Linked DNA regions of Mus musculus: region 2 is linked to region 1. The links are chromatin loops, found by intact Hi-C in ENCODE. Cell type or tissue: left cerebral cortex. All regions are shown on one strand.

Region 1 (8,000 bases):
TCATTTAGTGTTTACTTGTGCACAGTGCTCCAAGTAGATACCATTCATTTTGTACCCTAATGGCTTTGTATGTTTGACAGATACAAATTAAAACCTTCACAAAATTGTGAAAAATGTGTCCAGTTCCTTAGTGGGAATGACAAAATGTTAGTCCAAGAAAAGAAGGTAGACAACATTTCTTTAGGTAGTTTTGTGCTCTGACCATCCTCTGGAATTACGTAATGTGGCCCTTTTGGGACTCAAATGATCCTTTCACAGGGGTCAAATATCAGATATCCAGCATATCAGATATTTGCGTTATGATTCATAAAAGTAGCAAAATTACAGTTAATGAAGTAGTAACAAAACAATTTTATGGTTGGGGGTCACCACGACATGATGATCTGTACTTAAGGGTTGCAGCACTAAGAGGTTTGAGAACTCCAAGCCTATAGATTAAAAATCTTACTAGCTTCTGTAACCCATACTGATACAAGTATTCAAAGGTGATGAGTGCTGTTGTATGTATGTATGTATGTATGTATGTATGTATGTATTTATTTATTTATTTGGTAACTCTACATGAAGCCAGGCAAAAGTTTTTCTTTAATTTATTTCTCAGGCTGGTACTTAATTCTCAAAAGCTCTTAAGTTCAGTGTCTGTAAAGCAATCCAAATACTATACTGTTGTCCTGATCCTTGAAAACAGGTTGGCCATGCTTAGCTACAGACTCACAATCTAAATGCTGCCAGGTTTTACAAATCAGTGCTCTTCCTAATATTACAGTGAGTTGCACCTTAGAAACCAATGTCATGAGCTGCCTACTTTAACAATTCAACTTAATATTCTACCCATTCATTCATCCGCTCGTACCACAGTCATTGTTATCTAAATGATGACTTAAGAAACAATCATTTTGAAATTGTAGACTTGTGATGACAGTAAACACAAAGCTAAGAATAATTGCAGAACTGGGACCTGACTGAAGCAATGGAGTCTGAGTGCTGTATTCTTTTTGGTGGGGAGACACAGAGTAACATGTATTCACCACACAAAGGGCTGACAGACTGAAAAACAGATTCCATCCAAGTCCACCTTAATGAACCAGTAAATCTCTAGGGGTTGCTAATAGAAGCCTAGATGAGGGGGTAATTGTAGGATCATGGGTGACTCAAAGATAGCTGCAGCACTGAAGAATCTCATTCCTGCCTCGGGCTATGACTAATGAAAGTGTCACCCAAGAAATGTCCCAGTCTCTAGCCAACCCTCTTTTCCTATGTTCTCTAGAACCCACCACATGCAGCTGGACAGGAGGGAGTGACATCTCAGGGAAGGGTAGGGTGGCCCTCTCCCCACTTAGACTAAGAGAGACTCTAAACAGCATCATTACTATTACCTTAGAGCTAGCTATCACGATCACTCTCTGCTTGTTGGCATGATTGTTGATTAGAGTATACCATAGGTCATTGTGGCAACTCTGCTTTGTGAGAGTAGATGGCTGTTCTGCAGCCAGCGAAAGTTAACTTCACTATACCAATGGGAACGGCTTCAAGACAAGGGTGAGCAGGAGGTACCTGAGTCAGGAGTGAAAGGGAAAACTATTCTTTACAGAAGATAGAAGAGATTCCTTTATAATAATGTTTAACTGACACCAGGTAATTAAGCAACTGGTTAAAATGTTACTGCATAGCCAAGACTGGGCCATGTGCCAAAGGAACTCAATTTGGAATCTGGAAAATAGAATGAGTTAAAGTGACCTCTTACAAACCTTGGAAACTAGCACAGAGAAAATTTGGTATTTGATTTTCATTGAACTCCTAATTGGTCAGGATTGATATTTTTATAAAAGATGTTGCAATCAGAATGTTATGAAAACTTTGATGTTTATATAAATGGCTTTCAGTGTTTCTGACAGGGACACTTTTCAAGTCATCTTTAACAGACACTGAGTTATAAAATCCAGTATTTAGGGGTAATTCAAATAATAGATTGAGTTTGTTTAATTCAGATCAAACCCATTGCATATTCTATTACTCTGGGATCTTTTTCTTCTTGCAATGGAAGAAATATGTTTTTCTTTTGTGATTCCAGAATGGTTTATGAGACTAGAGATTTGATCAAGAAATGTTTATTAAAAGATCAGTTGTGTAGATAGATGAGTGAATATCACTAAATATATAAAAACTCTTGCTCTCATGGGGAAGTTGCTACACATTAAACAGATGTTAAAATTATGAATTCTGCCTTGACTCGTTGCATACACATTCTATATACAAAGGCTGTCAGAAGAACCTTGTTTCCATATGAAGTAAAAACCTTCTAAGCTCTTAGGCCCTGGTAACGACAGCTGCTCCAGAGCAAGGCGTTTGGAGAGAATATCTTATTTCTCAAACAATTCAAATGGTATAGCTGAGCTCTGAAAGTCTGGAGTGCAGAGCACCTGCATGGCTGCTTTCCACCTGATGCTTGCTTGCTTCCATTTTACTTGACTGTTTAAGATAGATTATGCCATGTAACTTAGGCATTTGCCAGACTCACGTGCTTCCTGTCTCCACCTCCCCAAATGCTGGGACTACAGGCATGTGCTTCTGCCTCTCTTCTCACCCCACCCTCTTTTCTGAGAGTCCAGGAGTGTCTGGAGTCTGTTTTTGTTAACACGACTGTGACTTTGAACTTCCTGAGGCACTAAGTTGTCTCTGTACTACTTTGTCTCCTGGTTCCCTTCCAAACTTGGAAAATGTTGAGTACTTGGGGAAATTATTTAAGATCTTGACCCAGTAGACACACACACTTTGCTAAGCCTGAGGCAAAAGGAAAATAAGGGATCATGCAGGTGTTCATTAGCAACTCTGTTCACCTCGCCAGCATTTCTCATGGGATCTCCTTCAGTTCTTTCCCTGCCTTCAGTTTTCTTTGCCCTGGGTGTCGTAGAATTAGCTAGGTATTTTGCCCCCAATGTCCCATAAGCCCTCCAGCTCTAGTGGTACTATCTAAAATACTACTATGGAAAAAATTTCAAGTTCTATAGAGACTTAGGAACAATTATATATATTGGATATATATAGGAACAATGTATATATATATATACACACACACACATATATATATATATACATATATATACACATATACATATATATATGTGTGTATACACAAATATGTGTGTGTATGTATAATTGGGCAAAACAGTAAAGTGCTTAATTTTTTCATTTTGGAATGTTCATTTCTCAAAATTTAAAATAGGAAATTTCTAAATGTGTTAAAATAAATGAACTATAAATACCCAAATCAAATGCTTTCATAGAAGATGTTCTTACATAAAGCATGCTAATCCATTTCATATGAGTTTTTCTGAAATGGGCAGTCCTTTGCTCTTTAGTTAGAATAGCGTTTGGAAGCGGACAGAATGGACAACAGGCTGTTGCTCTACTGAAAGCCGAGACAGTGGTTTTCTCCTGAGAGTTATGAGCAATCTGTGCACCAAGCCTGAGCTCTGATCCAATGGAATTAGATTTTCAAGTGCACATTTACCTGCATTTCTGGTTTCACTTAAAATCACTTCTCAGCTTTTGTCAGTGAGAGACACAGCTAAGACTGAACACAGCCCACATGGTGCTAGTGAGTTGAAGCTAATGAAGGAACTGGCAATGAAGGCATGGTTAGTGTGCCGAACAAAGCTCTGGTTAGTGAAGAGACACCAAGAAACCAACAACAGTGGTAAGAAGTCAGTTTGCAGAGACACAAAGTAAAACAGCGTCGCTGGGAATACTCTGAAGCCAAGGAGATGGGCCGCCCAGCAGAGCGTGCATGTTGGCCATGCTCGTTCAGGAAATAGTGGAGAAGGATTATAGGAAAGCAAGCCTGAGCGAGCCCAGAGCCTAGGACTCAAACACCAAGGGCTTTGACATCCTTTACCCTTCGGTTTCCTGCTTGGGGCTTAACGTAAGTGAACTCTACAGGGAAGCCACATGCCATCCCCTTAGTCGATCGGCAGTGTCCTCACTGGTCCATTTCCTCCAGCTTTACTGTTTTCTTGCATTTTGAAAATTACCGTATTCCTGTACATAGATGGGACCATAAAAGCCATATAGTTGCAGCATGTTATTGATCTACTGGACTCTGCCGTCTGGTCTCCTATCCATAGTACAATGCCACACTGCATGTTTAACTAAGTGCCAACTCATAGCTATGAGTTGAATTTATTAAAAAAATGTATTCTGGGACTAGAGAGATGGCTCAGCAGATAGAGGCGAATGCTGCCAAAGCTAACAGCCTTACTTCGTCCACATGACCCACATTGGAGAAAGAGAACGGATTTCTGCAAGCGTCTTCTGACTTCCACACAGGAGTGCATGCACACCTACACTAATGCCTCATACACTCGTCTATGTGCCCCCACACAAAAACAAATAAATGTAACAAGAAAAAAAATGTTGTTCTCTGAATACACTGCATTTCTTCACTGTTTCTGGCCAAAGCAGAGACTAAATATTTTTTTCAGAGATTTTTGCAGTTTTTTCTAGAAACCTAATTTTGTTCTTTCTATTTTACAACTATGCAATGCAAATTTTGAGAATAAAGTGAACATTTTGATTATTTTTTCCTTTTTTTAAAAATGTATTCTTTGAGAATTTCAGGCAGTATATTTATCATATTCTTTCCCATTTCCACAACCCCTCCCAGAGCCTCCCTGTTCCTGCCCACTTAACTCCCTCTTTTTTTCTCACTCTCAAAAACAAAAATAAAATAAAAACGCCACTAAAAACCACATAATCTATTTTAGCTACTTCTGAGAATAGGACCACACTAAAGGATGGTTGATATATCCAGTTATTCTAGGGAAGAAAATTGATTTTTTTTCCTCTTTCAGCCACTTTGGTTATTTTAAATAATGTGAAATTAGCTGGTCATTTTATTATTAGCATGTAAAACATTCTTATGCACTGCTTTAGATTTCTGGAGAGAACTTTAAAAAATACTTCCAGCTAAGGTCCAGCATTAACCAGAAAGACCATTTACAAGATGATATAGTCTTTTTAGACAGTAAGGAAATCTTGGCGTCTCAATGAAGAAATGAAGGCAGAGATTTAAATCTATTTTTAATTTCCATCAATATTTCTCATACTTGGAACAATAGATTTATTAGAGCAGCAGTTATCAATCTGTGGGTGAGGACCCCTTTAGGGGTCAAATATCAGATATCCTGCCTGTCAGATATTTACATTATGAAAATAACAGTAGCAAAATTACAGTTATAAAGTAGCAACAAAATAAATTTATGGTTGGGGGCCATTACAACATGAGGAACTATTATAAAGGGTCCCAGCATTGGGAAGGTTGAGAGTCACTATTTAGGGACCACCATCATCTCTCACTATATTTAAGTTGCCATTTATCTTAAGTAGCAGCCTGAGTCCAAAAGTATTAAAGTGTGAAAAAAAGACATGTTTTAGAATTGAGAAGCTCATGGAAATGGTCATGTGGGAATTATCCATGTATTTAAGAAAAACATATGATGGGTAAATGGCTTATAGTCTAAGAGTTGTAACCAAAAAGAAGGAAAAATCAAACCAGGCTGTCTAGTTTATAATTTTTGTAGTCTGTTCTTCTTTTTTCCAATAGACTCTTTGTTCCTTGAAGCCAGGACCTGTACTTTTTTGATACTCTCTGTAGTGTGCTTGCAGAATTGTTTAGTGACCTACTCTAACCTCTTTTACAGGAATAAGAAAAGTGCTACCCTGTCCTGGTTACCTAGTTGGTCACAAGCAGAGTGATAGTTGAACTCCCGTTCCCAGGTTCTTAGCCTTGTATGTTGTTCGTTACTCAAACACTTAAGATTTACATACATTCACAGTTTATTCTCCCAAGTACCCACCCCACACTTAAGTTTTCTTGTAATTAGTACAAAACAGGCTTCGTGATGTGTTTCTGTCACCTATAGGTACCTGCGTGTATCTTCACCTCCTAGGACCTTTATCAAAGGAATGCTTCACTCCCTTCCCGCTATGTTAAATGTTTCATCCTATATTCTTGTGGGTATGCTTCCTCTTCCTTCTAGCAACTACAGAGATGTGTGGATGACATAGACATATGTATAGATATAGAGGTATAGATAAAAAGTAGAAGTAATTTGCATATTTGTTTGCCTAAACATAAAATATGTGCAAACCATTTGCTTTTATTTGCATTTATTTGCAGGTTCTGTGCTGAATTTCTTCAGGTTCCATGCCGTTCTTGGGTGTAATATGAATTCCACTCCTTCTCCCTCCCTTCATTACCCAAATATACATCAACTAAACATGTAGACACATGTGAGAATCATGTAGACTCAGTGAGATTCAGACAGGGCTGTGAATTGAACACACTGAATTATCTTTCCTTTTGTCCTAATGATTTCAGTCCTAATGTGCTTTTAATCTACTCTGTTTCACTGTAATTCTGCAAATTAACCCTTGTGTCATTGGTTATTTGGAAAGAAAAGGCTTGCCCTGAAGTGTTGTAAATATCTTGAGTAGTAGTTATTGTACAAAATTCCTAAGTGTTCAAAGATAAAAATAATATTCAACATAAGTAGGAAATAATTGGGCTTCTTTTTGTTGAACAAACAAAGCTGATTTTGACTTTGCATTTAACTGCTACACTTTGACACTAGCTTTGTTGACATGGCAATGTAGATGCAGTGCATCTGCATTCAGGAAAGTGTAAATTAAAATTCAAAGCCCTGGGTAGATTTTTATATTCCTCAAAAGCTGCAGAATATAACTATTCGTGGAAGTACCATTTGGCTTTCTTCATCTTAAAAAGTAACTTTTTCATGCCAGCCAACTTTTGGTTTACACACACACCTACATGCACACACACACACGCATATATATATATATATATATATATATATATATATATATATATATTTTTTTTTTTCCTGAGATGGGTTTCTATGTAGCTATTTACTACATAGACCAAGCTAGCCTCGAGTTCAATGAATTCTACCTCCCCCTGCTGGAATTACAGGCATAAGCCACCACACCTGGCTAATGACTTCATATTTGTAGCTTTATTTTCCTATTGTTTGTATATGTTTTGCCTGTATATGTGTATATGCACCATGTGCATGCCTGGTAGCCACAGATGCCAGAAGATGGCATCAGAACCCCAAGAACTGTAAGTATAGATGGTTGTAAACCACCATGTAAGGGCTAGGAATCGACACCAGATCTAGCACCAACTTCATATTTTAAAATTCAAATCATATTCAACTCTCCCCTAAATAGTCTAAATTTTAATAGTACTGAATTTGAAATGGATCTTATAATCGAGTTTGACCCACTTTTACCTTATTAAATTAAATTAGTTTCATATTTTGTAACCAATTCACATATTTGGATTGAGAAAATATAATCATGATTTCTTATGTTAATAGCTAGTTCACTGTGAAAAGAATTTCAGATAAAAATATAGAACTTTTATTTAAATATAGTATATAATATAAAGTATACTCCCCATAAAACTATTTTAATCTATACTAAATGGAAGCATTGGATGTAAGGGGAGAAAGAAGATAAATCTATCATCATAGAGAATGAAGAGCCAGGTGAGATCAGGACACAGATATTCTCCACTGTTTTGGTTCATCTTCCTTTATCAGAAAAGTAGATAACTTCAGCTTTATAGTAGATATAAGAGTATATCCTGCGGTTTAGTTAGCTATAAGTAAATTCTGCTTCAAAGTGCAGCTAAATCTTTTGAATTAAAAATTGTGATGCTCTTGTAAGGTCCTAAATGAGGCTTTTTTTTTTTTCAAGTATATCAGAAATTCATACAATTTTGAATTCTACAGACAGGTGCCAGGAGTCTCAGAACCCTGCTGAGAAGCACAGGAAGAGTGCCTGCTGAGCCAGTGGTGTCCTATCTAGAACTAATTTCCAGGGACGGCGATTTCTATTTGATGATGCTCTATTCTTACTTGGTTTCTGCTGAATCATAAAGTTGTATCGGGAGTAAAGTTCTGGTGGCTAGTTTC
Region 2 (8,000 bases), 63 kb before region 1:
GACTTCATTTAGAAAAGTTTATAGTATAGCACAATGAAACTGAGTTCCAGAGATGATGGATGCTAAAGGTCTCGATGTCATCAGTTTATCATGAAATGGAGGCATGAAACTGTTCATAAGATGGAATGAACACTTCAGTGGAAAGGGATGCTTCCTGTGGCGCCATTCCAGTGGCTGTTTCTTTATATGTATCAGTTAATTGTACTTTCCCTAGATGAATAGAAACAGTTTTTTCTATTCTGTCCTGCATTATGTTTCTTTCAATCATGCTAGAATGATTCTCCAGCTCCATTTCTTAGCATTGAAACTGTAATTTGTATCAATACTGTTTTGTAAAAGCATCCCCACTGTTTGTTACTTGGAAGTGGCTATAGTCCTTTGTTGGCACAATTCCTTTCATTACCTCGCCTTGGACTGAAGAAAAGGAATTGAAGTGTCTTCTGCTACTCAGATGGCATATTGTTTTGGCAAGAAGGAGCTAGATAGTGAAATAGATAAAGACTTAATTATGAATTTGACTGTTAATAGTGTTAGCTTTAACTACACTCTTTTAAAAAATAAAATTCTTGTGAATATGCTCTTTTGTCTCAGATCTTCAATTTCATATTCATAGTAAATTATACAGCTGTTATTTTGAATTCAGTGTTGTGCTAAGACAAAGCCACAGGAAGTTCAATTTTATGTCTTTAAAATTGTTTAGTTTTACAAAAGTCAGTTGAAAATGATACTCAGAGAAATTTAATTCAATGGCGACTTTGGAAGTTCAAATTTTACACTGGTATCAATAGAAAAGACTAATTATTTTATATAAAACCATGCTATTAAAAAAGGTGATGGGTTTTTAAAACATTTAAAACTGTTAATGTTTGAATTATAAACACCATTTTATTGGTAATAAATAATTGGCCTTTCTTTACAGCTTAGAAAAAAACTGAAATGTTACTAATATATCCCCAATATTTATAAGAAATAATTGTCTTTTACTAAGTTATTTTATTCTTTACTCTATTTCTCTGAGAGCATGGTGATACCAGAGATTTATTTATCTAATACTGAGATATACTATAGATGGACTTTTCAAGAATTCACAAGGGTATATATTTATAAACTGATGAAGTGGGACTACTAATTTCTCCTTTTGAGGTGCCAAAGGAATTACGGAGATAGGAAGGTTCCCTTTTGGTTTACTGGATGTTTCTTAAGCACAGGATGCCAGTATTTGAACCTTTAACACTTCCCACAAGGCTTGGTCGCCAGCTCGTGATGCTCCTGGGGCACTGAAGTTCAAGGGAGGAAAACTGGACCACAGGGGACATGGCCTCGAGACCCCAGCCCTGCTTTTCTCTCTGTTTATTTATAAACATTATAAGTATGAAAAATTCAGGCTATCGGAGAGTCTGATTATCTTTTAAATTTTGCATTCTAGTTAACCTTCTTGGTTACCCTTGTTTCCTCCAGGGGTAGGTAGGGATATCAGGTTATATATATAGCTTTGAGACCATTGGCAGACTGAAGACAGGTATGTGGGATGCCATCAAGAGGTGATATAAGCAGCATTCTCCTATCAGAACCTCAATTTACACTTAGCGATATTAGGGCTACACAATTTGCCATTACTTTTTTTTTTTCTGAGAAGACATTCCTAAAATTCTTATTTATCTCGTCAGCTTTGAAAATTAACTATGAGAAATGGCTTTAATGAATCCCACTTGCTATTTTATTTTTGCTAATAGGTCACTGTGAATCATGATAGAATCATATAATCTCAGGTCCCAGTTTTAAAAAAATAGTATTTTGGGTAAAAGACTTGCTGCAGAATTTAGCAAATAGTGGGTAGCGTTAACCACATTTTCTCCATATTATCAACATTCTATCTTTTCAAGATACTCAAAATACTTTCAGACCCCAAGAAGCTGCACTAAGGCCTGCCTAGACAAAAGCACTTTATAATGAAATAAACAGTGCTACCAGGAGTCAGGAAACTGGAGTGGGAGATGTAGTGATGACATCAGTCACCAGGATGGATTTGGATGAGTCCCTTCAGTCCCCTGGCTCTGTTTCCTGGTTTGAGAAATCATTCATAAACCAGGAACATTCAGCCCCATCTAAGATTTCACGACTGCACATCTGTTCACCATGTACTTTAGTTAGTTGTTTAGATCTGCACATCTGTTCACCGTGCTCTTTAGTTAGTTGTTTAGATCATGATGGGTTTTCAGAAGTGGTACTTAAAAGTCAGTAGTTTAAGTTCCAGTTCCTTCCCTAAGGTTTGCAGTGGGATGCCTTTCTCCTACCCAGAGGCGATGTTCTGCCGTTATTTAGCCCTCTAATCTTCAGCACATTTTTAGTGTGTGACAGACATATAGAGAGATTTATACAGCTGGACGACCCTACACATTAGTGTGAAAATGAATGTCTGATTTTCACTGAAGTCCTACTGTGCATCTTTACCTTTTCTGTCATTCTTGCTGATTAATCCTATCGTACTTTGCCACATTTATTTGAGATCAACCTGGATCCAATGACCATCACTGTGAATAAATATTTTACAACATGCAATGGACCTCATTATACTTCAGTATGCCTTTAAATATATAGAAGCTGTGCTCTCATGCCCAAGAAGAGAAAAAGAAAAAAGGAAAAAAAAAGGCAAAAAGAAAAGAAAAGCCAAGCCTAGCCAGGTTGAAGACATTCCTTGACTCCATGGCTTCTCACAAGCAATGTAGAAACCCACTCTCTGGTGCACACAGGCACAAAGATACACACCTTGTGCACCTCTCAGCACACACACAAACACATGCACAGTACCTAACTTGGGGTGCATGTTTTTTCTGGCTCTTACTTCCATTTCAGATTAGGGGTGCTTTGGCCATCAGAAGAGGCATTCAGTATCAAGTGGCTTATGTGGGCAGATTGCAAACAATGAGCCTAAAGAGAACAATGAGAGTAATGTTTATTGGAATAAAAATTAGGTTTTGAATTCCTTGGGGAAATGAACCAAAGCCAATGTTTTCCTGTTAAGTGACATTTTGTTTTTTTAACTGATGCTGCTTGGGATCTTCTAAAGAAGGAAGTGGGGTGGGGGTAGGGGGGGGGGAACTTCAGCAATTCAGCTCTTTGATTCAGAAATGGAATCTGAAAAGCTGTTTTATTGAGGCTTTTGGCAATCCCTGACTTAATCAGTTTTGACTGTGACAAAGACGATAGCCTCACGAATTTAGTGCAAATCCGAGCAGTGGAGGGTATTTTTCAGGGGGGAGATAGCCCAGTTGTTTAAAGAATCCTGGGCCAATAGCGTTTGATAGGCGGAGTTACGGCGGTGCTTTGCTGAGCAAGATAATTCTGAATGAAGACTTTAAAAGCACATGCTGGATGGGCTCTGGTTCCGCCCTTTGTGCAGACAAAAGTGACTGGGTGGCCAGGCTTTGCTTACTGTCCGAGTTAATGCAGCTTGTTTGATAAGGTTTTCTTTAAAAAAAAAAATACATATAAAGGATTTATCAAAAGCCCTCATGAATATTTCATGAGTTGATATATTCAGCTGAATGGATTCAGTGAGTCTCAGTGTGTAACTTGCAGACAAACCCCATCCACAAGGAGGCTGGTGACAGAGGAAGCACTTTGGCGCATTTTCAGAGGCAAAGGCAGCCTGATAAAGCTCCTTGTGACAGGCTGTCTTGCCAGTCTCCCAGTATGCTCCTCTTGCTCTGAAGTGCTCCAGGATTGAAACCACAGCTTCCCAAATTAGCCTGGGAAGAGTGTGCGGACCCAGCAGCCTTTTAACCCGCGTCAGTGCCTTTGCTATGTTCAAGACTGCTGTTTTGGATGGTGAATGCTAGCTAGCACTCCATACGAGACATGACAGCAAAAAATTCTCCAAAAGAATTTACTGCTTCGGAATCTGAGGTTTGCATAAAGACTTTCAAGGAGCAGATGCGCTTGGAACTTGAGCTTCCAAAGCTACCAGGAAACAGACCTACATCTCCCAAAATTTCTCCACGCAGTTCACCAAGGAATTCACCATGCTTTTTCAGAAAGTTGCTGGTGAATAAAAGCATCCGACAGCGGCGTCGCTTCACGGTGGCTCATACATGGTAAGAGTGGACTTAAAGGCATCCCAGTGCTAGGCAGATTCTTGGCTTCTCAGTAGTGATTTAGAAAGGTTGAGAATGGAATGTCTGAGTTTTGCTCGGAATGCATAGCGCAAGTCTGAGTTGAAGGGGTACAGTAGGTCAGCTAAGAATACAGAAGTGTACAGTGTGCTTAAGTATCTTTGTGCTACCTGCTGTTTCCAGATAAAATAAGCCTCTGACCGTGGAGACTCTTCGAAGTGACTGCTTATAAAAATGTCTTTTGGAAAATAGGGAATTGAGGGACCTTTTAAAAGTAAGATTTTTGTTTCATTTCTGTTCTATGATTTTAGCAGTGGGGCTTTGTTTTTGTTTTGTTTTTGTGGTACAAGAATAGGTATTTTCATCTCAATTCTAATCTATTCCTTAAGATAACTTATAAAAGCCTCAATAAATGTGTTGTCTCATCATGACTATGGGGCATAACCAGAGTGAGCTTTCTCCTTACAAACTTTTATCTTTACATTACTTAAAGGGTAGGGAAACTAAGTTCTAACTTACAAAGTGTCACTGACAATCAGTTGTATTATGATTCCAAAAATTTTGTATCTTTTAGGTATGCCAAGTATAAGAGGTTAGTGTCTCTGTAGAAGCTGAGTTGAACTCCCTACCTCCAGCATATATTTTATTTACACTGGATGTAAAAACAGGAGGCTGGCCTCCTTAAAGCAGTGCAGTGAAGAAGCACAAGGAGAGAACCCCAACATTAAGTTACTTTGACCTGAAAAGCCTGGGCCACCTCAGGTTTCTTTGAAGGGATGTGTCTTTCAAATTAAGATAACCTTCCAAATTGGTATTTGCAGCTCAGTCTTATTTAATAGGCAACATGGCAAGAAAAGCAGGATGTGGTTTTTTAAGGTAATCCCCACAGCAATTTTGTGCCTACATGCTAGAGTGCCAGCTAGCATAATCAACCAAGGCCACTGGATATTCGAAAATTAATATGCACTGTGTTGTTTCCTCCTCACCAGGAAAAAAAAAATGTGCTCGCTCTGTGCACAATGTGTTGATTAATCATAGCTACCCATAGAAAGATGTAGCTCACTTTGACAAATAGCCAATGTTCTGCCAACATATACTTCACATAGTTAGAGATGATCTATTTTCTCTTGCTTCTGACTGTGGTGTGGTATTATTTCTTGGAGAACTGTTTGGTCATTTTGATGAAGCGTATGCTGTTATTTCATTGTGCTCGGTTGCCTGTAGAACACACGTGGTTAGGTTTTTCAAAGCCTACCAATGGTGATAGCATTTGTAGAAAGAGGGTGTTCATGTAAAACTATGTGCTGATTGGAAGCAGTCCTTTCTCTCATTCTTTGCCTCTCCTCCAACACATGTGACTTTATAGTTAATCTGCTGAGTGGTGTAACTGAATACAGGAAGATAAGCACGAGCATAGTTCTCATTAAAGGAACATATGTAGGGAAATATTTATTTAATGAATAAATGTATATGTCTTGCTAACTGAAGGACTAGCAAATCATTATATTGATATGAAGGACTTTTAATTTTAGGTGTATAATTTTCAAAGTCTGGATAATCTTCTTAAAGTTCTGATATTTTCACTAATGTGGAATTTTTGGTACTTTATAATCATGTGACCTTTCTTCTTCTTAGAATAGATTCTTGATGTGATAGAAGCACCGAGCTATAAATACTAGTGATTTTTTTTCTTTTCAAAAGAATGAAGTTTTAGAATGATTAAAGAGTCAGTTTTACTCATGCATTACACAAATTTTCTTGCAAGTTGCAAAAAGAACAATGTAATGATATGTGAGGTTACTTATGCTAATAAAATGATCTTTTAGATGAGTTAAAACAAAAGTTCCCACAATTGCCAAAAAAAGAAACAAGACATTGGCATAATGTAATTCAATACAGGCATAAAGAAGTCATTAATCATCAGACTTCTAAAACATCTGTAGGTACGATTGTGTTCACACTTTCCTCCCAGTTCACATTCCTTCCCTTTATGTGTCTTTAGTAAAGTTGATTCTCAACTTGTTTGCAGCTCCTGATTAAATCTCCAGTGATGTTTCTTTTTGTTATTGGATCTGTTGTAAGATGCTTAACATTTTCCAAGTTTATTGTCATGAAATAGGCAAGGAAAATAGATATGCCTCTTATGTATTTGAATGATTTTTTCCCCAAATCTCAAGAGCCCAGTGCTGTTTCATTCTCTTTTTGTGTGATGAAGCTTAGCATGCCCGCCTTAGTTTTGCCGTTTTGTCACGATGAAATGTAACTAGCCTTTTCTGATTAGTGATTGGCATTTTCTAGACCACGCACTTAAGTTAGAAATTCTAAGATATAGACTCAGAAGTGCCTAAAATCATGCTATTACTTTATAGCAGACAGTAGACTTCTTTCAAGAGGACTGGATTGTTTTGATTCCTGCAACAAAATTAAAGTACTTTTCACGAGAAAGCTGAGCAATGCAGAAGGTCCAGGTCACATTCTAACCTTTGCTTTGGTTATTTGTAGATTTCATACTTTGATGGACTAGACATGCAGTTCTGGCTTTGGAGACCTGAACTGTGAAGTTGGGCTTCACAATAGATTTAACACACATTTGTATAGTTCTGACTCTGGAATTATTTTAGAAATATCGAAAGAAAAGTAGATATTTGATGTGTTGTCATTGTTAATCATCATGTTTACACAAACCCAAATCTGGAAGAAATTTGAATAATTATCTTCCTGCTCCCTCTTACCCTTGGGCAGAACCATGTTGCTCCATCTTTGACATATGGACATCTGGCCTACTTTTAAAACTGAAGAGAAAAATTCCAATAACAGCACTTAATATACAGCACTTTGCCATGTCATATTCACAGATATTAGAAAAACATTCCTCTGACTCAACTGGTTTAATTGTTACATAGTATATATCCTGTTTTTCCCTCACTGGCTTTTTAGAAAAATATGGTGATAATGGGCTTTAATGGGAGGATTCTCAAGAGATTCTTTGTTTTGTTTTTACTTATTCAACATACATAAATGAACACCTATAAATTGCTATGAAGAAAAGAAAAACAATTCAGGCTCAACCTATATTTCCCCTCTTGTACTATATCTTAAGTTCTTTATTATAATGTCCACATATTATCTTAAGTTCTTTATTTGAATTTTTTCAGGGTCACATGTTAGACATACAAAAGACTTTTAATTCTCTCTTTTCTTCTAAGTATTTCTACTCCATTATTCATTATCTGACTCCGATCCATACCCCAAACTTCCAGTCTTTGAATTATGACTCCCCAAATGGATAACAACCTTACTGCTGAGTGGTGTGGTATGGTGTGGTGTGGTGTGTGTGTATAAGTATTAGGGACTACACGGCCTTGCTTGGTACAGAATATGACAGTATCATTCTCAGGGTAGTGGATTATTTATCCTTGACCTCAAATCCAAGGTAACATTTTCTGAAGCACAGCATTCGTGTGTAAAGTATCTGACTGGAAAACCTGTTTATTGTTGCCTGGCACTTGCAGCAAGTTGTCTAGCTTTTTTTTTTTTTTAAACCATCTCTTCCAGACTGGAGCCCTTTCTCAGTCATCAGTTTTCCTTCAGGAAGTATTGTGTTGGTGCTGGTCTGATAAATCCTGGCTACTTCCTAAAACACTGCCTTCTAGGATAGAAAATGTATCAGTGGGAACCACCACCAATCTATCCATGCTTACAATCAAAAGCAATGTGCTTTTAGTTATTGAATACTTTGGGAGAAAGCTTGTATTTTTCCTCTCCCAATTTGGTTTTCCATTATTGAAAGACAGATTTCTTATTGCCTTAGTTGAGGTTTCTATCATTGTGACGAACACCATGACTCCAAAATATCATGTTCACACAATCTCAAATCTGGAAATAATT

What was found. Peaks named below come from ENCODE experiments on the same cell type or tissue, not always from the same donor. Only the 100,000 strongest peaks of a DNase experiment are listed, where the experiment ranks them.
Region 2: it touches region 1 in a loop (1.9-fold over the local background); 4 of 42 quality-filtered maps call a loop at or near these places.

The regions. Positions count from the first base shown.
Region 1 is chr4:102,314,530-102,322,529 of GRCm38, forward strand. The region is part of intron 1 of Pde4b (phosphodiesterase 4B, cAMP specific); the gene reads left to right. Among named protein-coding and RNA genes, the nearest start is that of Gm52669, 29 kb to the right of the region's middle. In left cerebral cortex, a CTCF peak has its summit at 7,004 (motif pointing left); DNase peaks (open chromatin) are centred at 3,654, 3,977, 4,281 and 4,624; H3K4me3 peaks cover 584 bases; H3K27ac peaks cover 1,886 bases.
Region 2 is chr4:102,251,363-102,259,362 of GRCm38, forward strand. It overlaps Pde4b (phosphodiesterase 4B, cAMP specific), which reads left to right and starts at 3,577. Exons shown (of 15, transcript NM_019840.2): 1 at 3,577-4,094. The coding sequence starts at 3,859. In left cerebral cortex, a CTCF peak has its summit at 3,598; DNase peaks (open chromatin) are centred at 3,356 and 3,646; H3K4me3 peaks cover 3,633 bases; H3K27ac peaks cover 2,356 bases.